2 separate regions of the Homo sapiens genome follow, and region 2 is linked to region 1. The links are chromatin loops, found by intact Hi-C in ENCODE. Cell type or tissue: chondrocyte. All regions are shown on one strand. Each heading gives the region's core, and the rest is flanking DNA. Links, peaks and the distances in the headings are about the cores only. Region 1 has its middle 31 kb from the start of LINC01516. Region 2 overlaps PRTFDC1 (phosphoribosyl transferase domain containing 1).

What was found. Peaks named below come from ENCODE experiments on the same cell type or tissue, not always from the same donor. Only the 100,000 strongest peaks of a DNase experiment are listed, where the experiment ranks them.
Region 2: a loop joins it to region 1, with 2.1 times the contacts of the local background. A loop is called at or near these places in 2 of 110 quality-filtered maps.

The regions. Positions count from the first base shown.
Region 1 is chr10:25,075,614-25,087,520 of GRCh38, reverse strand. No RefSeq gene overlaps it. Among named protein-coding and RNA genes, the nearest start is that of LINC01516, 31 kb to the left of the region's middle. In chondrocyte, for the core only: CTCF peaks have their summits at 6,150 and 6,353 (motif pointing right); no DNase peak of the experiment used is centred there.
Region 2 is chr10:24,865,794-24,877,700 of GRCh38, reverse strand. PRTFDC1 (phosphoribosyl transferase domain containing 1) reads left to right here. Exons shown (of 9, transcript NM_020200.7): 4 at 5,638-5,703. Among named protein-coding and RNA genes, the nearest start is that of PRTFDC1, 81 kb to the left of the region's middle. In chondrocyte, for the core only: a CTCF peak has its summit at 5,582; no DNase peak of the experiment used is centred there.

The DNA of each region.
Region 1 (11,907 bases), core at 2,053-10,052:
TTTCACCATGTTGGCCAAGCTTGTCTTGAACTCTTCACCTCAAGAGATCCACCTGCCTCGGCCTCCCAAAGTGCCTGGATGACAGGCGTGAGCCACCACACCCAGCTGTATCTTACATCTTTATCTTAGTGCCTGGAACAGTGTCTGGCATATAATTAGCACATAAGTGCTGGCTGTATGGATGAAGTAAATGAATGAACATATGAATGATAAGGGTTTATCTTAAGCATATGAAAATTCTTAGGAAATCCTAAAAGTAAAATACATTTAATTATATATTTGAAGAACTGCTTTTATGTAAAAAAAAAAAAAAAAAAATCCCCACCTTGCAATCCAGAGAAGTTTACCAACCAGCCAGTCCAATTCCTTCTTGCCTGGCTTTCTTAAGTTCCAGGAAGAGGACTGTTGCTTCATTTTGTGCATGGAGGGTGCTATTCTCCAGGGTTGCTAATTTAGCACTTCTCCTGGCTATTAAAATAACATGTTTATCACTGGGTCTAGATGTACCTTAGTTCAGGGCACAAACAGACATAATGAGCTGGAGGCAGGACATGTTTATTTGGAGATTTACTGAAACTATAGTCTTGATCTGCAAGCTTCCGGGGGTACCCAATTAGTTATCCAAAATTAAATCTGTATTTTGGGGGAGAGATTTTTCAACCTACATCCATCTTGTTTACTCCTTGAATCCCTTAAGTACCCAACCCCACTGCTACACTCACTTCAGACTCTGACAAGCTTTTATGGGTAGGAACATATCTCTTCTTTTTGTTGTTATTGTTATTGTTGAGAGTCTCGCTCTGTCACCCAGGCTGGAGTGCAGTGGCATGATCTCGGCTCGTTGCAACCTCCACCTCCCGGGTTCAAGCGAAGCTCGTGATCCTCCTGCCTCAGCCTCCCGAGTAGCTGGGATTACAGATGTGCATGACATGCCAGGCTAATTTTTGTATTTTTATTAGAGACCCAGTTTCGCCATATTGGCTGGGCTGGTCTCGAACTCCTGGCCTCATGTGATTCACCCACCTTGGCCTCCCAAAGTGCTGGGATTACAGGCATCAGCCACCATACCCAGCCAGAATATATCTATTCTGATAAACCTTTCCAGTTACTCTAATATGTCCTCAGACCCATCTGGCCAAATACAACCCACCTGCACAACTGTTCCAACTTTTCCTTCACCAATGAAGTGCTAGGGTCAGAGCAAGAGCAGCAAGGTTTTTCTGGGACTAGATACCTCATTTTTCCTCTTATCAGAGTTCAGCTCCAGCATTTCTGTAGTGCCTTCCTAAAAGAACAATAAGAATCAGGAAGAAATCACATTCTAGGTCATTGGAAAGGACATATCAGATTCTAGATGAAAATGTAAATTAGAGAACTCCAGGGAGATGAGTACAAACAGATCTTCTGAAATTGCACAACCCAAAATAAGGTTTTTCTGGCCAAGACCACGCCAAGAGTGTGTTCTAGCAGTCACCAAACCTGCAGCCTTGTGATAAGAGCACACTTTTAACCCTTAATGAAGGTCCCCAAAGGCAGAAAGAAAAAATTAATAGGAAATAATGATAGTAACTGCCACCTGTACTCTTTTGAAACAGTTGGGATTAGAAGAAGATTGTGCAAATATCGTGATAGAACAAGATTATTGTAAGAAGATATTGTCCTCATAGCACTCCTAGTGCCTCTAGATATCTGGAAACTCAGCTATCAAGATATTCTAGGAATTTCTCAGACCTCTTGTGAAACAAAATGTAAACACTTATTTATTAGTCATTTATTTATTTGATATTTATTGAGTTCCCCACATATGCCAAACACATGGCTAGGTCACAAACTAAAAGACTGTGTTCCTTTTGTTCACCACTGTACTCCCAACACTTAGTATAGCACCTGATATATAGTAGATGCTCAATATAATGTTTGTTTGTTTGTTAGTTGGTTTGTTTGCTTTGAGACAGTCTAGCTCTGTCGCCCAGACTGGAGCACAGTGGTGCAATCTTGGCTCACTGCAACCTCTGCTTCCCGGGTTCAAACAAATCTCCTGCCTCAGTCTCCCAAGTAGCTGGGAGTACAGGTGTCCACCACCATGCCCAGCTGATTTTTGTATTTTTAGTAGAGACGAGGTTTCACCATGTTGGCCAGGCTGGTCTTGAACTCCTAACCTCAGGTGATCCACCCGCCTCAGCTTCCCAAAATGCTGAGATTACAGACATGAGCCACCGTGCCCAGCCAGAATGTTTAAATATAATAAATTAATACAAAGATCAACGTCTGGCAGCACAATATGGGGAGCTCTGCAGGCCTGCTTCCCAGTGAAATTGGTGAAAATTATTTTTAAAACAACCACATAAAGCCTAAAGACATACAGCAAAAGAAGATACACCTATTCAAGAAAATCTATGAAAATTCAGTAAGAAAAAGAAGAGTATGGTATTTGAGCCAAGACTATTCTCTTTCTGCCCCTTCCTAGCTCAGTGAGGCAGATGATACCAGTGGGCTGGGGACAGGGGAACACTTAACTAATATAGGCAGTCACTAAACAAATAAACAAGCAAAGAACAATAACAAGTTCTGGGGCAGGGCAGAGGAGAATCAGTACTCAGAGTTTACTACAATACGTCCAGTTTCTAACAAAAATATTACAAGACATGCAAAGAAACAGATAAGTATGACCCATACACCAGACCGGTGATACAAACTGCCTGAGAGAACAAATCGATTATGGGATTAACAGAAAATGGCTTCAAAAAGGCCATTATAAATCTATTCAGAGAACTAAAGGAAGCCAAGATTAAAGAAGTAAAGAAAGGTGTGATGATGATGTCACCTTAAATAGACACTATCAATGAAGAGATAGACATCAAATAAATGAATAAATGAATGAGTGGGTGAATGAATGAATGAATATAGACTTTTAGCAGCATGCTCATCTCTAATATTTGCAAAGGCCAGGACAAGAGTAAAAATGGAGGCCTGTATTCCATATGTCTAAACAGATGTGAAATCAAGCGAACAAACTTAAATAAATCATGTTCTGTCCTCATACTTTAAAAATGTACTTTAATAATGACTTAGATATAGAAGGTATAATTGTGAACAACCTACCTACCAGTTCAAGCACTGTCTAGCTCTCAACTTTCCTGGGAGAGCTGCTTTTGGCCACTGGAAGCACATCTCTTCCAAGACCCAGGAAGGAGGCTGGTGCCAGCCCTCAAGGTGGGCAGAGCCCTTTGAATAGAGAATTCCTGGGTCTCGGGCATCCCAGAGCGTGGTTTAGCTCAGAACAGTTCTGAAACTTGAGCAAGCATCGAAATCACCAACAGTGGTGTTAAAAAACTGACTACAGGAGCCATCCTTCAGAATTTTTGATTCAGGAGTTCTGAGTTGGGAGAAAAGAATGTGCATTTCTAGCAAATTCCTAGGTGATGTGATGCTACTGTTTGGAGGACCACATTCTGAGAACTACTGATCTAGAAAGAAGGGCTGCAGGCTCTGAGTGGGCATAGTTTCATTGCCCTCTGGGGAGGGGATCAGCTGAAGGAGAGTCAGGGCAGCGTCTTCTAAAACACGGGGCCCAGCGCAGGGTTCTCACGTCCAGCCTGACTTGGCCGTGGCAGAATATATACCAGGTGGCCTGGGAGACAGCAGGGTCTGATGTACAGTGAGGTGTCTGCGCCTTTCAGTGTAGCCATTCTTCAACACTGGAGTCCAGTCATTTGATCAGGAGACACATACTCCCTAGCAACAGACCAGCAAATTTCCTCCGACCAAGTCCAAGTGCCAGGGGGCACAAGGATGCTCTCATTTCTTCTATCGCCAGGCATGGGATGACACAGCGGCAGGGTCAGCTGAGGTTCCAGAGAGAACAGGGATTACTTTGTTCCCTTTGAGAAATACTAAATTCATTAGAGCACAGAACCTTTTTTTCTGGGGTGTCGTTTATTAACTTGCATCACATGCAAATATTTTGGGAACCGTATTACTGCCCTACTCTAACGGGGGTTCAGCCACCTCCCTCATCAAATTTTTAAAAAGGTAACCAGTGGTCAAATAAAGGATTTATTTTCTTACTTTCTCTAATTCAAGCTCAAAGATGTTAAATAAGTACACTGAAAACAGAACAGACTAAAACCAAAATGACATGGTTACATCACAGTGTTTATTGTCTGCACCTAAGCAGGCAGAAAGGTGATTCTGCAGGCGTTCCAATAAACTGAGCCTGGACTAATTGCAGTTTTGTCCAACAAACAAATTGTTTTTATTTTAAAATCTACTATAGTTATATTTTACAATGGGCATGCCAATGCAGTAGTAGTCTACTTTATTTCAAAAAAAATTCATGCATTCTTCCACTATGACTAAATGAAAATATCAAGATTTTAAAAAAATACCAAGTCTTGAATGATGTGCAAATAAACTAGTCAGTGTCAATGCACCCTCATCCCTACTCAAAAAGACTTCCTCTTCTTCAACTGCTTTTTCTTCCCAATTCCACAGGTCCCCATCAGCCAGAGCAAGAGCCGTCACACTGAGGAAGTGACTTTCTCAAGACCATGCAAGTGAATCCTGCCCTCCCCACCCGCTACCTAATCACCCATTTCTCCCAGACCTCTGGAAGAGCAGCGTGTAGGTGGTATGTGCCAGGAAGTGAAGGGTTAATGCACAGTTTGGCCTTTTGAAATAAAACCCCCTGAATTCGCTCAAGGACGTCCTTTAAATTCCTTTCCTCCAGCACTTTGCAAGCCCATAAATAGCTCCTCTTCAAATACATACTGAAAGCCCAACCTAATACAAGAGGTAAAACTGTTTCTGGGCTGAAGTGCTTATTGTATTTGCACAGGTCAGAGCTATAGTGTTCACTGTTGTCTCAGTTTAAATCAAAGACAAAGGATTCACATACAGCCATCCCATTCTTGAGATTCCCATAAAATGGGGGCATTTTTCTTCACCCATTGCAGCTGCACGTTAAGTACTAGAGGCTGTCTGTTCTTCAACAAGTACAGATTTGAAATGCTCAAATGCCCTGGTCAGAACAGCAATGGCACATTTAGAGGACACTTGAGCCAGGAATGAGAAAAAGGAAATGTTTCCCGCTCTGTTGACGGAACTTGCCTTAGATCACAGGCAAACAGTGATGGTGGCAGACAACAGTGGAAAGAAATCTTCCCTTAGGTGTCCTCTAAGAAGAGACTACATGTTATTTTTCATATGGACTTAGAACTAGAAGAGCTGTTTACATCTCATCTAATTCAACCCTGTAATTTTACAAATAAGAACATCTAGACCCAGCGTTTCCAAGCAGTTTGCCCTAGGTAGGTAGATACGTAGGAGGTATAGGTCCACTGCCAGGAACCAGGTTGTATTATCTGGATTACCAAGACTTCGTTATAAGCACATGTAGAGACCAATAAACGATTTAGACAATTCATACATAGAAGCTTCTGAATTCCTTCTTAAAATGTCAGGATGGTTATCTGAGGTGATTGGATGAACTGTGAGAAAAACATATTATAGACCCTTCGGACATAGTATATGGTTTTCCAGTAATCCTTGTGCTGTGGCTTGAATGTGTCCCCCAAAAAAACATGTGTTGGAAACATAATCCCCAATGCAATAGTGTTGGGATGTGGGCCCTAATAGGAGATATTTAGGTCATGGTGCCAACTATAGAAGGACTTCGGGCTTCAAGTCTTCAAGTTGTCTCTTTTTCTCTGTCTCTCTCTCTCTCGTGCTCTTTTGTTCTTCCACCATGGGATGACAGAGCAAGAACAGCAAGAAGGCCCTCACCAGGTGCTGTCACCTTGATAGGGGACTTCCCAGCCTCCAGAACTGTAAGAAGTTAACCTCTGTTCTTTATAAATTACCCAGTCTATGGTACTCTATTATAGCAGCACAAAACAGATTAAGACAGCTTGTAACAGTCTCTTCTGTTTTTCTCTACATTCCTAATGAATTTTTTTTAAAGCAAAAGAATGATTTTATGACTTTTTTCCAGTCCTTTATATGAGCATTCTCAGATTCATAGCTTGTTTCTTTTGGGTTCTGTTCACATTAGTAATGCCTCTTGCCTGTGGCATAAAGTAAATCTGGACATAACAAGTCTCCAACGCTAGTGAAAAAGAAACACAACTCTGTAGATTATTGAATTAATTGCTGCCCTGAAGGAAAAAAAAAATCCCCTGATGTCTTGTGGCAGCAGTCGACACAGATGGCCCGCTAAAGACAAAAACTTCTGTGGACTGGGAAGAGTCTCCTTCAGAAACACAGCTTCCATTATTTCAAGAGGGCATTTAAGGACACTTACTCCTGGCTTCTGGACTTTGCCGGGCGGAATTATTGTTTGCCTAGTGGCGCTGTCCACTAGAGGGAGTCAGGGTCCTTCCACGGAACTCTACAGGGAAGAACTTCAAACGAATGCAGCCATCTGAAATACAATGACGGGAGCAAGGAGGGGATAAGGGTGTCACTTCTACCTGGGACACATCTCACTTTGGAGAGCACTTTATTCATGGATGTGTTTCTTCCTTTGACAGATCATCACTGAGGGGAGATACAGTGTATTAGACAATAGGGAACACTACATCAACACTCACAGAAGGGCCAGCCTTACTCTCATTCTGGAATAATGCATGGAAGATAGAAACTAGGAAGCCTGCAAACTCGGTTTACTAGTTGAAAATTGGTCAACTTTCATCTGACTTACCTAAGTGATAACCTAAGCAGGTGTCAACAGCAGTTGCTTGATATCTCTGGCTTCAAACATCCTCAAAAATAGCTAACATTTCAACAAGCAAGCAAAGCAAGAGCCCCTTATCTCTTCAAAAGTATAACTGCTGCCTGTAGCCAATTCCTGCAGTTCAGTGTCAAAGAGACCCTTCTTTTTTCTCTTTTTCTTTAAGAAGAAAAGGATCTCACTATGTTGCCCAGACTGGACTCTGGACTTGAGCTCCTGGACTCACACAATCCTTGAGGCCTAATCTCATTCCCAAGTAGCTGGGACTATAGGCTCAAGCCACTGTACCTAGCCACAAAGAGACATTTCTTGTGGTCTTCAAGAATCCCCTATTATGATAAAATGCCCTAGAGGTCCAGCATGGTGGCTTACACCTGTAGTTCCAGCAATTTGTGAGCCCGAGGTGGGTGGATCACTTGAGCCCAGGAGCTCAAGACAAGCCTGAGCAACATGAAAAAACCCTATCTGTAGAAAAAATACAAAAATTAGCTGGGTGTGTTGGCATGTGCTTGTAGTCACAGCTACTCAGGAGGCTGAGGTGGGAGGACTGCATGAGCCTGGGACGTAGAGGTTGTAGTGAGCTAAGATCACACCACTGTACTCCAGCCTGGGCAACAGAGCAAAACTCTATCTCAATAAAATAAAATAAAATGCCCCAGACATATGGGGGAAAGTATTTGTTATAGTATTATTTACAATAGCAAAATTGGAAAGGTCTATATCAAAGGAATGGTAGAGTAAATTATGATGAAGCCACATAATACAATATGATGAATCCTTTAAAATCATGCTTCAATAATAACTTCAGTGACTTGGGAAATAATTATAAATTAGTGTCAAGTGAAAAATAGCATATTAAAGAACTGATGTACAAAATGATCTCAATTATTGTAATTTTTTTAAAGCAAAGGTACCAAAAGTCTAAGACAAATATCTCTGAAAGGTAGGATTACAGATGAATTTACATCATGCCTCCAATGTTTTTGTATTTAAAAACACTATTAAAATAAATGTTTTTAAAATTTATAACTGGAAAGAAGTAATTTTGGATTTATATACCAATACTCCTGAAAAAATGGCAACAGACTTTTTTTGGTTCTCTATAAATTTTGCTAGTGAGCTACAGGATTATACCAACTGCATTGTTAACAGTCATTCTGGAACTCACCTAGAGATAGGCTGTACAGAAAGGGAAAAACTGCAGGTTACCAGGATCTGGAATAAGTTGAATCAGAAAGGAAAGGTTATAAAAATTTGGGGAAGGGAGATGGGATTCATCAATAGGCAGATGTGTGTAAAGAAATTAAGTAAATCAAGATTACAACAAATGGGCATAAAACCACTTGGACATAGGGAAAGTTGTAGAGGTGAAGACAGAGTGCTCTGTCTTAAGTAAATGTCAGGAGGGCCCACAGCTGAGTAAGAGCTTAGTGCCGTGGAGAAATCCTGAAACCATTCCCGCTGTCATCCTCACATTGCCCTGAAGACACAACCCACACTGTGCACCGTGGGGGGAAATGGAAACCATGAAATTGACCACATCAGCCACGTAGACTAATCGCTAGACTTTGAACTTGTAAATGTTCCTATGATGCTCTCCAACTTTCTTATCTTTTTGTCATGGACCTTGTTTGCCTGCCTAGACTTAAAAATTGTAAATGATTAACTGGTGGAAATGAAATTCCTAGTCCTTTTGGTGGTTTCCCCAAACAGATACTTTCCCTTAACAGCCAATAGTGGGTTTTTGTGTGTGGTTTTTTTGTTTGTTTGTTTGTTTGTTTGTTTGAGAAACTTATCTTCCAAATTGCTAAAATTGGTCCTTTTGGAAAAAGTATATATATTTATTTAGCTCAAGGAATTGTTGTTATTGCTTCAGGGCAACACAGAACGGCATAGTCACAGTTCCTCAGTGCAATTACCACAGTCTTATTTGGAGCCTGATTTAGCAACCAGCGTGGGAGCCAAGGCAAACAGAAAACCATGAGAAGATGCTTCCCCTTGGGGAAGAAAAAAAGGACACATTTTAGACATTATGAGAGGGAAAGAGACACTGTCCTTCATATGCCTGGAAACCCTGGAGAACTGGAGCTATCACAATCATAGTGCACCAAGTGGGAACTGTCTGTATGACAGATTCTCCGAGGAGATAGCACAATGTTTTTGTAAATGTATGACAAGAAGCAGCAGCCCAAATAGAAGGGACATGTTGAACATCCCTAATCTGAAAGTCCAAAATCTGAACTGCTCTAAAATTTGAAACTTTTTGAGCACCAATGTGACTCTACAAGTGGAAAATTATGCACCTGACATCATGTGATGAATTCTAGTCAAAACTCAGTCAGTACTTTGTTTCATGCACAAATTGTTTAAAATATTGTATAAAACTACCTCCAGGTTATGATATAAGGTGAATATAAAACATAAATAAATGTTGTGTTTAGATTTGGGTCCCACCCTATTCCAAAATTTAAAAAAATCCAAAATCTGAAACACTTCAGCATTTCAAATAAGGGATTCTCAACCTGTGTTAAGCCATTTACTATGTCTCAATTAGATTAGCCAAAACAGCCTCTTTGAAGCCACTGTTTAGAATATTACACCTTCCATAACTTGGAATTATTTGAATTCCAAGCCTTTAAATGTTGGGTTTTTTAAAATTAAGTACTTAATTAAGTACTTTGAATTAAGTACTGTAAGTACTTAATTTTTTACTTAAGTACTATACTATAATATACTTAATTCAAAAAAATTAAGTACTATAAGTACTTTGAATTAAGTATTAGAGCATAGAAAAACTTTCAACCATGCCCACTGTCTTAGCTCAGATTTCCTAGAAGCAGATCCTAAAATGAGGATCTTATTCAGTGACTTATTGGCTTGTACCCTCAGAAAAGGCCGGGCACAGTGGCTCACGCCTATAATCCCAATGGTTTGGGAGGCCAAGGTGGGCAGATCACTTGAAATCAGGACCTGAGACCAGCCTGGCCAACATGGTGAGACCCCATCTCTACTAAAAATACAAAAATTAGCCAGGCGTGCTGGCACACGCCTGTAATCCCAGCTACTCGTGAGGCTGAAGTAGGAGATTCACTTGAACCCAGGAAGCAGAGGTTTTAGTGAACCGAGATCGCACCACTGCACTCCAGTCTGTGCGACAGAGCAAGACTACATCTCAAAAAAGAAAGAAAGAAAGGAGAATAAGAGAAAAGGGGAGGTTTGGGGTTGGGGAAGCTAAGCGAGAATGTAGTCTCCGATGGAGACCGCATGGGGACACCCTGGAGTACATTGCACCAGAGCTGCATCCTACCTTGAGGTGAAGGGGCTGGTTTGAGCTTGTCCAACGTCCGCCAAGGCCTGTTAGGGTGGGTGGGTGGGTTATGCAAGGCTCCTAGGTCTGACAGGGGGAATGGGGGATTCTTTAGAATGGAGGCAGCTGTGAGTTGTTAGAAGATACAGGCTGATGAGCTGGCACGTGGAGAGAATGTAATTGGGGCAGCAACGGCCTCTACTCTATCAAGCAGCCATAACTACAAAAGCATCAGGCTGTAAACCAAAAAGTGTCTGAGACAGGTCTCAATCAGTTTACAAGTTTATTTTGCCAAAGTTAAGGATGCACTGGGGAGACAGGTCTGTCCCTTTCTCCAAAGATGATGTTGAGGGTTTTAGTTTTAAAGGGGAAAAGCAGGCTAGAGGAAAAGCGGGAGGCCGTGGTAATCTACAGGTTGCAAGAGAAAAGGAGCAGGTAGGGGAAGAGGCAGTGACACATGCTCCTGAGCTCAGTAAATCGGCACTTCTCACAAGATAAAATGAACATAGAGTTGCTCCCTGTGGAGATAGTTAACCTTTTATCTGTAGCTGTCTACTTAGGAACAAAAGGGAAAGTATCTTCTTGCATGATTCAGCTTTCAGCTTACTTTTTTTTCTTTTGGGAGCATGAATTGGGGTCCTGGGTTTTTATTTTTCTTTTATAAGGCTGTGCCCTGATAGTAGCTTGGCAGAGCAGCGGCTGAAGACGATAGGAAGCTACTGTAGACATTCGCTAAAACCCATTCCTATCTTACCAGAAAGTCCTTCCTGTCCTGGCAGTTTAGAAAATGAAGTTAAAGCCACAGTAAGATTCTCAGGGAGCGTGAGTCAGACAGCGGTAGAGAGGTGCTTGCTAGGCTCTTCCAAGCTTGGTAACATCAAACAAGTTACTCACTTTCTCTTAACCTCGATTTCTCATTTATAAATTAATAAATATAAATACCTGTATTAGTAGAGATAATAACACTACCTTAGTATGTGGTAAGTATTAAGCAAGACCTTATATGTTAACGAGCTTAGCCCAGTACCTAGCACATAGTAAAGGCTCTATAATTAGGAGTTATTATTAATTTGGAAAGCAACATTTCCAATAATATTGGAATTATTGATTGATAATTGACCCAGGCCGGGTGTGGTAGCATGCGCCTGTAATCCCAGCTACTCAGGAGGCTGAGGCAGGAGAATTGCTTGAACCTGGGAGGTGGAGGCTGCAGTGAGCGGAGGTTTGAGGCACCACTGCACTCCAGCCTGGACAACAGAGTGAGACTCTGTCTCAAAATAAATAAATAAAAAAGATAATTGATCCAAATTGAAAAGTGATGTCACATCAACAGGAACTCTAACAATGATACCAATACCTCCCATAGGTATCTCTGGTATGATTCAGATTAGCATGCGTTTTCGCATGCATAGTCCCATTGTCCCCATTTTACAGCTGAGAAAACAAAGACTCAACTGAGAAAGCCCATCAGGAAAAGCCTCTGGCACCACAACCACGTGGTAGAAGTCTCTTGAAGATCTCTCTTTCTTGCTGCTCACAAAGTTCCATCAACTCCAAGGTGACAGATTTACCAGTTTTTCCAAAAGGTTGAGTGACGTCTAAATTTCTTGTTGGAAAGTACTACCCATACTTGGTATTTTATCCATCCTGAAATGAATGAATCACTGAATCACAAGGGAATGGCAATGTGTGATCATCACACATTGAATGGCTTCCCCGAGGTTGAAATATTGATTTATCTGTGTAGCGAGGGAGCCCAAGCTCATCTCCCATCCTTACTCACGTAAGCTTTGCACACGGACTGGAGAGAATTGTATCTGTTAGTCTGAAAACCAGAACCCAAAAGCAGCAAGAAGCAGGAGGAGATTCA
Region 2 (11,907 bases), core at 1,854-9,853, 210 kb after region 1:
TGCAGTGAGCTGAAATTGTACCACTGCACTCCAGCCTGTGCAACAGAGCAAGACTCTGTCTCAAAAATAAAATAAAATGAAACTATTTCTGAGCTCTACTGAACATTAGTGAAACAGCTAAATCCATTTATATACAGAATCTTCTAGTGCATAGAAAAACCAACTTATTACATGAAGCTAGCATAACTTTGCTTTAAAAATACACAAAGGTAGCAAAAGAAAATAAAACAATGGACCAATCTGACTTATAATATTTTATTTGGGATTGTTCATCTATCTTCAAACCAGCGACGTTCATTAAAAACACACAAACATCAATCCAAGAAATATAGGATGATTTTGAACCATTAGAAAAATATCATGGTTAGGCCTGGTGGGATGGCTCACGGCCATAATCCCAACGATTGGGAGGCTGAGGCAGGAGGATCACTGTAGCCCAGTTGTTTGAGACCAGCTTGACCAAAATAGTGAGACCCAATCTCTACTGGAAAAAAAAAATTAGTCGGGCATGGTGGTATGTGCCTGATTAAGGAAGAGCACTGACTCAGCCTAATAGAGAAAGTGAACATCAAAATGCCTGTGGAGGGGACTATCACTGAGAAGTAGGGGGGTCGTGCCACAAATTCCTGAAAGGTTCAGGAGTAGGTTTTTAGAAGGTGGAGTAAGGAAGGAATGGAATAAAAACAACAAGGTTGGTTGAAAGCCTTTGAATGGAGAAGCTGAACCTCTAAGTTTCCTTCACCATCCCAGTGGGAAATAAAAGGCTTATTTTTCTGGAGTGTTTAAACCAGGGGAGCCCTAGACTCCAGTGTACCAGTGGAGGACTGAGTAGCCATTTCCTCAGGGGCTGAGTCGGGGGGCGGGGGGTTGGGGGAAAGAAGAAAAAGAAATTGGGAGACTGAGGTGGGAGGTTTGCTTGGGGCCAGGAGTTCGAGACCAGCCTGGGCAATACAGTGAGACTTCATCTCTATAAAAAAGTAAAATAAATAATAATAAATTTTTTTTTTGAGATGGAGTCTCGCTCTGTCACACAGGCTGGAGTACAGTGACATGACCTCGGCTCACTGCAACCTCCACCTTCCAGGTTCAAGCGATTCTCCTGCCTCAGCCTCCCGAGTAGCTGGGACTATAGGTGTGCACCAACATACCTGGCTAATTTTTGTATTTTTAGTAGACATGGGGTTTCACCATATTGGTCAGGCTGGGCTTGAACTCCTGACCTCGTGATCCGCCTGCCTCGGCCTCCCAAAGTGCTGGGATTACAGTTGTGAGCCACCGCCCTTGGCCATAAAATTTTTTAAAAAGAAATTAATCCTGTCTAGCATTTACTGAATGCTAAACATGTGCCAGGTTCTGTTCTAAATGTTCCACATGCATTAATTCAGTTAATCTTTGTACAATCTACCAGACAGGAAAAAAAAAATGTACAAAAGTAACCAAGACAGTTTTGGGTTTGTTGGGTTTTTTGTTTTGTTTTGTTTTGGTAGAAACGTTGGTCTCACTATGTTGCTCAGGCTGGTCTCAAACTCCTGGGCTCAAGCAATCCTCCTGCCTCAGCCTCCCAAAGTGCCTGCCTCTGCAGGCATGAGCCACCACCCTCAGCCTCAAGGCAATTTTTAAAAAGAACAAAAAGTAGACTTGCCCTATCAAGTATTAAAACATACTAAAAAGCTCTGATAAGTCCAGGCGTGGTGGCTTACACCTATAATCCTAGCACTTTGGGAAGCCAAGGCAGGAGGATTGCTGGCAGCCAGGAGTTCGAGGGTGCAATGAGCTATGATTACATCACTGCGCTCCAGCCTGGATGACAGAACAAGACCCTGTCTCTTAAAAAAAAAAAAAAAAAAAAAAAAACTATGAGAATTATAACAATATGATTTGGGTGTTGGAAATAGACAAGTTAGATTAATTAATTGGACATGTTAGATTAATTAATGTTGAAGTAGACATGTTAGATTAGAAAAATATAGAAACTGACCCTTACATATGAGAATGAAAGACAAGATCAAAATGATGTTTCAAACCAGTAGGGAAAAATAATAATTCCATAAATTATATTGGAACAATTGACAATATACCCACTTGGAAGATATAAATTCCAGATGAATTAAGGGCAAATCTAGTATTAAAAACATGTATATACATGAAAGGACTGAGAACATTATGCTGAGTGAAATAAGCCAGGCACAGAGTGATACATACCATATAATTGCATTTATATGTGTAATATAAAAAAGCTGAACTCATAGAAGTAGAGAATAGAATGGTGCTTACCAGAGGCTGGGGGCAGCAGGGGAGAATGGGGAGAGGTTGGTCAGTGGGTGCAAAGTTACAGGCAGATAGGAGGAATAAGTTCTGGTGTTCTATTGCACAGCACAAAGACTACAATTAATAATAATGTATATTTCAAAACAGCTAAAAGAGGATTTAAATGTTCTCAACACAAGAAATGATAAATATCTGAAGTGTTGGATATGCTAATTAGCCTTATCTGATCATTCCATAATGTAGAAACGTATCATAACATCGCATTGTACCTCATAAATATTGTATTAGTCCATTCTCATGTTGCTAATACCAACACATACCTGAGACTGGGTAATTTATAGAGGAAAGAGGCTTAATTGATTCACAGTTCCACAGGGCTAGGAAAGCCTCCGGAAACCTACAATCATGGTGGAAGGAGAAACAAACATGCCCTTCTTCACATGATGGCAGGAAGGAGAAGTGCAGAATGAAGCAGGGGGAAAAGACCCTTAATAAAACCATCATATTTCGTGAGAACTCACTCATCATCATGAGAACAGCATGAAGGTAACTGCCTCCATGATTCATTTACCTCCCACTGGGTCCCTCCCCATGACACATGGGAATTATGAGAACTACAGTTCAAGATGAGATTTGGTGGGGACACAGCCTAACCATATCAAATATATATAGTAATTGTTGGTCAATTAAAAATTTTAAAAAAACACGTTTGTACACTTGGAAGAAGTAGGACTTTCTTAAGTAACACTTGCTTGGTAACATAATCTATGACTTTTAGCACATTATTTAGTTATCTGATTTTTGTGGTTTTTGGTTTTAATCAATAGAATGAAGATGAAAATAGTAGAATTATTGTGAAATTTACTCTGATCTGACAGACTATAAATCTCACTGGTTACATTAAACTTTGTAGTTTAGTAGTTGTATTCAATTCTGTATAACCCAGTCCCTGGAAGTACTGAAATTTTATTTTTCCTGCTGCTATTAACAACATATTTAAGTCTAATGTGCAGAAATTCTTCCTGTGTTAATTCCTCTATTTCAGCATCTCTAGCAGTGACAAGAAAATTTTCTCCTTTGACATTTTTGACAAGTCCTTAACCACTGTCATGACTACTTGTGAATATCTGGTGATATATGAACAAAAACAGCAAAACATCTGTAAATTCAGAATATCCTTTGATTTTTCTCCTTTTGACATCAATTCCCATAAGAAGAAAATCACTGGTTTTATCTAACTTAGTGGACCACTTTCAGGATGAGCTAGTGTGTGAAGCCTCTCTCCTTGTCTGCCTGTGCCCCCTCCAACCATCCATGGTAAGGAGTGAATGCTTTACCAAGCAGAAGTAAAAATATATTTGGCCAGGCATAGTGGTGAGCACCTGCAGTCCCAGCTACTTGAGAGGTTGAGGCAGGAGGATCGCTTGAGCCCAGGAGTTTGAGGCAGCAGTGAACTATGATTGCACCACTGCTCTCCAGGCTAGGTGACAGAGTGAGACCATGTCTCTTAAAAAAAAAAAAAAAGGTAAAAAATTATAAGGTCTTTTTTTTTTTTCGTTTGAGCAGCAAGGTAAAAAGACAAAAGGTGTTTCATTGGCAAAACTGTCCTACTGGTGGTTTGGCTGTTTTTTCCCTTCCCAGATGACCAACTCCATAACAAAGTAACTGTACTTCTAGATAGAGACACAGTTACAAGTGAGAGAATCCAATTCAAACCAGCCCAAGAAAATTCCTAAGGGAATTGGCTTGAGTAGCTGGGAAGTCTGAGACTGGGTATAGCTTCAGGCCCAGCTGGTTGGCCTGCACTGCAAAGGCCTGGCCCTACCTGAACCATGTGGAATGGACTCCCCCCAGGAAGAGGGAGGGCCTCTTTAGGAGGAAAGGTGCTGAGCTAGCAAAAGTGACAGCTGTCCACAGCAGTAACTAAAGACGTTTCCTGGTTCAGCATGTAGCACATATGGTGCGTATATTGTTTTTTTCTCCCCAAGGTTATTGTTAGAATCAAGGGATTGCAACATCACAGCATTCTTGCTTGGTCATGAAGCAGACTGCCGGAATGTATCGGCTTTGGTTCCTTTAATGTGGGTCTGTAATGAGGCTGGGAGACAAGTGGCTGGTTCTGTTTCTTGTTTTGCCTCTGTGTCATTCTATCATGATGGTCACTATGTAACAATCCATTTTGTTTGTTTGTTTGTTTTGTGAGGTTTCATTAGGACAGGATAATATACCATACATAAACATGATGAAAGTAAATGATCATAAACTCTAACAGGATTTGAATGAAAAGTCTTCTAAATATGGCTCTGAGGCCAGGCATGGTGGCGCCTATCTGTAATCCCAGCACTTTGGGAGGCCAAGACAGGAGAATCACTTGGGCTCGGGAGTTCAAGACCAGTCTGGACAACATAGCAAGACTTTTTCTGTACTAAAAATAAAAATAAATTAAGAAAAAAATTAGCCAGGCACTGTGGTATGTGCCTGTCTGTAGTCTCAGCTACTTGGGAAGCCGAGACAGAAGGATTGCTTGAGCCTGGGAGATTGAGGCTGCAATGAGCTAGGATCACCCCACTGCACTTCAGCCTGGCCAAAAGTGAGACCCTGTCTCAAAAAAAAAAAAAAAAAAAAATATATATATATATATATACACACACACACATATATATATACACACACACGTGTGCACATATATTTGTATATATATATATATTTTGTGTATTATATATATTTTGTGTATATATATATATACACACACACACGTATAGTTCTGAGTGTCATATTCTTAGGACTGCAGAAATTGGCTGAGACCTCATCATTCATGTCAGAAGGTCTAAGTGCAATACTTCTTGATTCATGGCCTGTTAGAATTGCCCTGGATGTCAGATGAGGGGCTGGATCTCCAATGGCGGGGAGTAGAGGAGGCCTCCGGTCTCTCAGGGAATCAGAATCTGACTGTTCTCCACTGCAGATCTTTAATCAGAGCTTGGTGGCAAAGCTGACACATACTCAGTCCACCCCCAGCTAGGCAAAACACAGAAGCATGACTGTCTTCTCCAATTTTCTCTGCTCCAGGATAGGCTCAGACACCTTCCAGAGTGTTTTGTTTCATGTTAGATTTGTCTGTCCTCTCTCCTCTCTCCCACTCCCCCTGCACACCCAGCCTCTCCCTGCCAGCCATTAGAAAGCTTTGTCTCAAGGGCAGTAGCAGGAGCATGGCTCTTGGTAACCATAGGCAACCATGAATCCCTATTAGCTATTTGTGCTATATTTGTAAGGCACATTCCGGCCACTAACTGGGTAGACAGGAAAATGTGCTTTAAAGGTTTTCTTGTGCGGTAAAATTGTCTCCCTTTTTTTTCTTCTTTTTTGCAGAATGACCAGTCCATGGGTGAGATGCAGATAATCGGAGGCGATGATCTTTCAACGCTGGCTGGAAAGGTTTGTTCATGTAACTGTGCTCAGACCGCATTGAGGTCTGGGGGCATCGGTGACCTGCATTTCAGGTCAGCACTCACAGGACATTTCAGACATGCTCCCGGGTTTTCCAATTCATACAAATGGCTGCGTGAATCCTTTTAATGATCTCCCCTTTCTAAAACATTCTTTTTAGAATGCTTCCAAGACACCATGCAGACCAAATCTTTCTTCTCCGAGCTTCCTTCCAATCTTGTTTCAGACAGCAAAACCCCTTTGCCCACCTTGTTCTAATCCTTTTCTACTCATCTTTCCAGGCACCTTCTGAAAAGGAAGCTTTCCCTTTATTTATTCGTCTGCCTTTTTTTTTTTTTTCATCCATCCTCTGCACCCAGGCACGTCAGTAAGACATTTACACAGGTTCATTGACAAGTACAAAATCTGGGGAGGGAAGAGAAAAGGAACTCTTAAGAGTGCGTTTTCAGCACTTTGCCTTTTTTTCTATTAAAAACAATGTAAACTATTAGATAATAGGAAGAACACCTCCAGTTTTAACTTGGAGTTCCAAATCTGCCAGTGCTTAATAATTAAGTGAAAAGACTGTTTAGATCTGACAGAAATACATAAACTGGAAAGAAGAGTTGTTTCCTAACGAAGATGATGTTCGTGGAATGTTACTTGAAATGCACATTTGCTGTGAATAAAAGCAATCCGGAATTTGTTTTTGTTCAGCCGTACTGACCTAGCTTGTATTCCTTATCCCTGAACTGCTTGGCTTTCTAAGTTAAATGGATTAGTCTATTACACAAGCTTAATCTCTCATACTTGTGCTTGTTATCGTTATGCAATGCCCGGGTAGGGAAAAAAATAGCAGCCACATTTCATAAAAATATGTGTAATAATCATAGGATGGCTATAGAGCCACAAGGACTTTTTTTTTTTTTTTTTTTTTAGACAGAGTCTTGCTCTGTCCCCAGGTTGGAGTGCACTGGCGTGATCTCAGCTCACTGCAACCTCCACCTCCTGGTTTCAAATGATTCCCCTGCCTCAGCCTCCCAAGTAGCTGGGATTACAGGCACCTGCCACCATGCCCGGGTAATTTTTGTATTTTTAGTAGAGACGGGGTTTCACCATGTTGGCCAGGCGGGTCTCAAACTCCTGACCTCAAGTGATCCACCTGTTTCGGCTGCCCAAAGTGGAGCCACAAGGACTCTGACTACAAAACAGTGCACTTCCCTCTACTCTGAAGACAGCATAGTAGATCTATGTGTTAAATGGCTATCTAGCAGTAAATTGTGTTCCATAAAAATCAGAATTAACTTGTTGCTGTTAATGCATCACTAAGCCACCATTTGATGTTACTGTTACATTGGTGCATAAAACAACATCCTAGAAAGCTAAAATACTCAAAGTAATTTCCAGAAATTCATAAGTTTTAACGACCCTGGAGTGGTCTTTAGCTAATACGTCATTTTAGCATTTTATTGTAGGACACTGCCTTACAGGTTTATTACACAAAAGAAATAGTTTACCTTGTGCTTTTGCTATGGAGTCTGTCAAAGTGACAACTCTAAAATTCCCAAATGAATGCCAAGAAGAAATTTGCACATAGACGGCTGGGCATGGTGGCTCATGCCTGCAATCCCAGCACTTTCAGAGGCCGAGATGGGCAGATCATTTGAGGTCGGAAGTTGGAGACCTGCCAGGCCAACATAGCAAAACCCTGTCTCTACTAAAAATACGAAAATTAGCCAGGCATGGTGGTGCACACCTGTAATCCCAGCTACTTGGGAGGCTGAGGAAGAGGATCACTTAAGCTCAAGAGTTAAGGCTGCAGTGAGCTATGATGGCACCAGTGCACTCCAGCCTGGGCGACAGAACAAGACTCTGTCCCTTAAAAAAATAATAATAATAATCTGTATATCCATACCTTGTTTCCACTAGAGCCCTTTCCACAAGTTGCAATGTTTACCTTAGGGCTTATTTTTTATTTGCCTGTCTCCCCAACCAGGAAGTCAGCATGAAGTGGGCAGAGACCATACCTGGTCCATAACAAATTGGAATAAATATTTGGTGACTGAACAAGTGGATGGTCCTCTTATATAGAAATTAGAAAGAAGTCTTTGATTAGTTTGGGGTAAGAGAGGACAGGGCAGAGGGAAATGGTAAATAAGCCCACATGGTCACACCCAAGGACACACCCACCAGCTGGTTAGTTGAGAGGTGGAGAGAAAGGTGCTGAGTGAGGGAGGAGCACCCTCTTTGTTGAGGCAGAAAGGCTTCCTCATAGGAGATTCAACGGGGACTGAGGAAGTGAATGCAACACAGCTGAGGTGGAACAGTGAAAAAAATTTCACTTAGCTTTTAAAATTTCCTTTTCCTTAAAAAAGATAAAGGCCTTCCAATATGCCTTGGCATAACACCAAATAACCACCAGAAGTAGCCAGAGCCCAGTTTGAGCATCACAGTTGTAAATGTTTTAGAAGCTATTTCTGGCATGAGTCAACGGATCATGTAGGTAGAGGCAATGTATTGTTTGTGGAGTTTTTCAGCTGTAGGGGAACTATTAAAATCCATTTGTTTCCATTTGATAGGTAATAAAAATCATTAGTTGTCACTGGGTTTGGGAAACTTAAATGCCCATTACAGCCCTGGGGAAGGGTTTTTGGTCTTATGGAGTGAGTTTGTTAGCATTTACATTATAGTTGCTGCCTTAGGATAGTAGGCTGCTACAATGACTTCTTTGGGTAGCCATTTTCATAAGAAATAAAATACAAGATATGAGTAAGGTTAAAAAAAAAAAAGATAAAGGCCTTCATATGACCCACGCTGTTCACTCATTCTTCATTCAGCCTCTCCGTGAAAGGTTATCAATTAAGTTAGATAGAACAAATAAGCCCCACTATTCAATGGCAATGTAGAGCGACGATGGTTAACAGCAATGTGTTGTATATTTCAAAGTAGCTAGAAGACTTGAAATGTTCCCAACACATAGCAATAATAGACAGTCAAGGCAATGGCTACCCCAAATACCCTGACCTGCTCATTACGCATTCCATGCATGTAACAAACACTCATGTACTCCGTAAATACATAAAACATTGTGTATCAACGAAAAAATAAAATTTAAAAAATAAGGATTGGCAAGATTTTAGAAATAAGTTTTAGAGGCTCTCCAAAATCTTCCCATCATGCAGAATATACACTAGCTGGAAAAAAAAAAAAATGTAAAAGGAAAAGGCACCCAACAGTTAGTGGGTACTTGTTTTAATGGGTGTAGAAGAAAGTCTGAAACTGCAATAAATATCTGCAGTGGATGAAAGGATTGTTGAGGCCAGGAGTTTGAGACCAGCCTGGGCAACATAGTGAGACTGTGTCTCTACAAAAGAAATTTAAAATTTAATTTATTTAATAATTTAAAATGGTGGTGCACACCTGTAGACTCAGCTACTCAGGAGGCTAAGGTGGGTGATCACTTGGGCTCAGGAGGTTGAGACTGCAGTGACTTCTCCTTTCTCCTGTAGTGATAATACAATTTGTCAGTCATTCAGTAAACTTACATTTAAAGTACATTTATCATCATGTTATTACTCTGCCAGGAATTTGTTCCCAGGAAACACACCTTCTCTTATTTCATGCTTGGCACTCTAAGAAGAGCCCCATAGGTCTTTCCATGCAAGACTCTTTCCTTGGATTTAAAGAAATCCAAAGAATGAAGGATTCCTTAGGATTCAGATAGTCTTAGAGAGGGGAGGGTGAGCTTTTACCTGGAATAGAAGGGTTTGTGACTAACACAGAAAAGAGAGCAAGGGCCCCCCAAGGGCAACAGTTGACCCCCAAGCCTCAAGGTACTCCTCCATAGCTATCACTGTCATGTACCCAAAACCAACGATCATTCCCTCCAAATAAATTTAAAAAACCATTAAGCCAGCCAGCCACGGTAGCTCATGCCTGTAATCCCAGCGCTTTGGGAGACTGAGGCGAGTGGATCACTTGAGGTCAGGAGTTTGAGACCAGCCTGGCCAACATGGCAAGATCCCGGTCTCTACTAAAAATACAAAAATTAGCCAGACGTGATGGCACACACCTCTAATCCAAGCTGAGGCAAGAGAATTGCTTGAGCCCTGGAGGCAGAGGTTGCAGTGAGCCAAGATCATGCCACTGCACTCTAGCCTGGGTGACAGAGCAAGACCCTGTCTAAAAAAAAAAAAAAAAAAATTAAACCTACAAAAACCCCACCAAAATTTAATACAATACCGCAACCTATCCCCCACTAATAATTAGCCCTAATCCTTCATAAATAGGTGACGGCTTTGAAGAAAATTCCACAAAGCCTACAACAAGAATAAAACTTAATAAAAATAAAAATATGGAATGGGGTAATCGAGAAAAGAGTAGGATCACTGGACATAAGTGGACCAGCATGACTGAAGGAAATTAATCAAAAACAGGGAAGTAGTAGGAAAAAAAAAATGAAAACACGGGGTTTGATGTGTAGAATACATTGAAAGTCTCAATGAAGAGCTGAACTTGCTCAGCAAAGCAAACAGGAGACACAAAAGTATTTGAGCAGAGATGACATCATGGAGCTGTGTTTTAGGAAAATGAAACTGACAAGAGGGAAGAATGGCTGAAAGAGAGGAGAGAGCAGTTTGGAGGCGGGGTAGGCGGAGCCTGCAGGAGCACTTGAACTACAGGAGCCAAGTTAGGGTGGAAGAGAAGGAATCGTGGTATCAAAAGGAGCCGTGACAGAGTTAAATGAAGGAGGGAGGGCTAGAAAGGATTTTTTAAAATTAAATTTGTGTATGAAAGAACTCTATAAAACATGGGGAAATAGCTCACCTACATAATCTTGTCATGCTGTGAGTTAGAGGCATTATGAACCCATAACTGTATAATACTTCTGGAGCCCTTGAAGACATGGGATTAAAATATTTAGAAAAAAAGGAGACTCTACACAGCCCTCTCTCTCTCTCTCTCCCTCCCTCCATCTCTCTTTTTCTTTCTTTCTTCCATTTCTTTCTCCCTTTCTTTTTTTTAAATAAAACATTTTTTACTTTGAACCCCGAGAAACTACCTTTCTTTCTCATCTCTTCCTTGCTTTTTTTGTTCTCTTTCTTTCTCTCTTCCTTTCTCTCTTTTTCTTTCTTTTTGTATTTTTTTGCTTTTTTTAAAATTCCTTTCTCTCTCTTCCTTTCTCTCTCTTCTTTTCTCTCTCTCTCTCTCTCTTTCTTTCTTTTCTTCCAAGGAAAGGAAGCTCACAAGGGAAGCTGTCTGAGTCATGGTTCTAAATAGGTCATTGCTGTTGAATAAAGTGAGCCCTCAATGATTAAGTTAAATGGCCTCTTCAGTTCATGATGTTAAAAGCATTTTATTCGGTGTGTTTAAGCTGTCTACACAATGTACTCTCTGGCTGATTTTTTTTCCAAAGTTGATTTAATATTGGCACTTCATAAAATGTGTGTATCTATTAAAGTAAGATTTTATTCATATTCACGAGGAACCTCTGAAAGGGTGGAATAAAACAAAATGCATGGAAACAGGCTCAAATCTGGCACCATGAAAACACAGATGTGCAGGTTAAGCCCAAGATTTTGGGAGACATGCCCCCCAAACCTGCCCTCAAATAAGTTTTTTTTTCTTTTTTTTTTTTTTTTTTTTGAGGCAGAATCTCGCTCTATCGCCCAGGCTGGAGTGCAGTGGTACGATCTCAGCTCACTGCAACCTGCACCTCCCACGTTCAAGCGATTCTCCTGCCTCAGCCTCCTGAGTGGCTGGGATTAGAGGAGCCCACCACCATACCCAGCTAATTTTTGTAGTTTTAGAAGAGATGGGGTTTCACCAAGTTGGTCAAGCTGGTCTCAAACTTCTGACCTCAAGTGATCCACCCTCCTCAGCCTCCCAAAGTGCTGAGATTACAGGAATGAACCACTGTGCCCAGCCTAAGATTCTAATTAAATGCCAGAGTGAAGCATCGGAAACTGCCAAAAGTTCCCCCTTGGCTGCCTTAACTGTTTAAATCATTCTTTTTTTATTTCATCTGACTAAGCTGAGAACAATAATGGAAAGACCCACTGACTGATGATTCTGGAAATTTTGTGAATTATCACATAAAACGAAATGCTAAACTACATTCCCTTTTCCATGGGGTTTATATTCACATTCCTACTCATTCTCCATATCCCCAATACAGCTCATTGTCACTGCTGCCATTGCTCTTGATTAGTG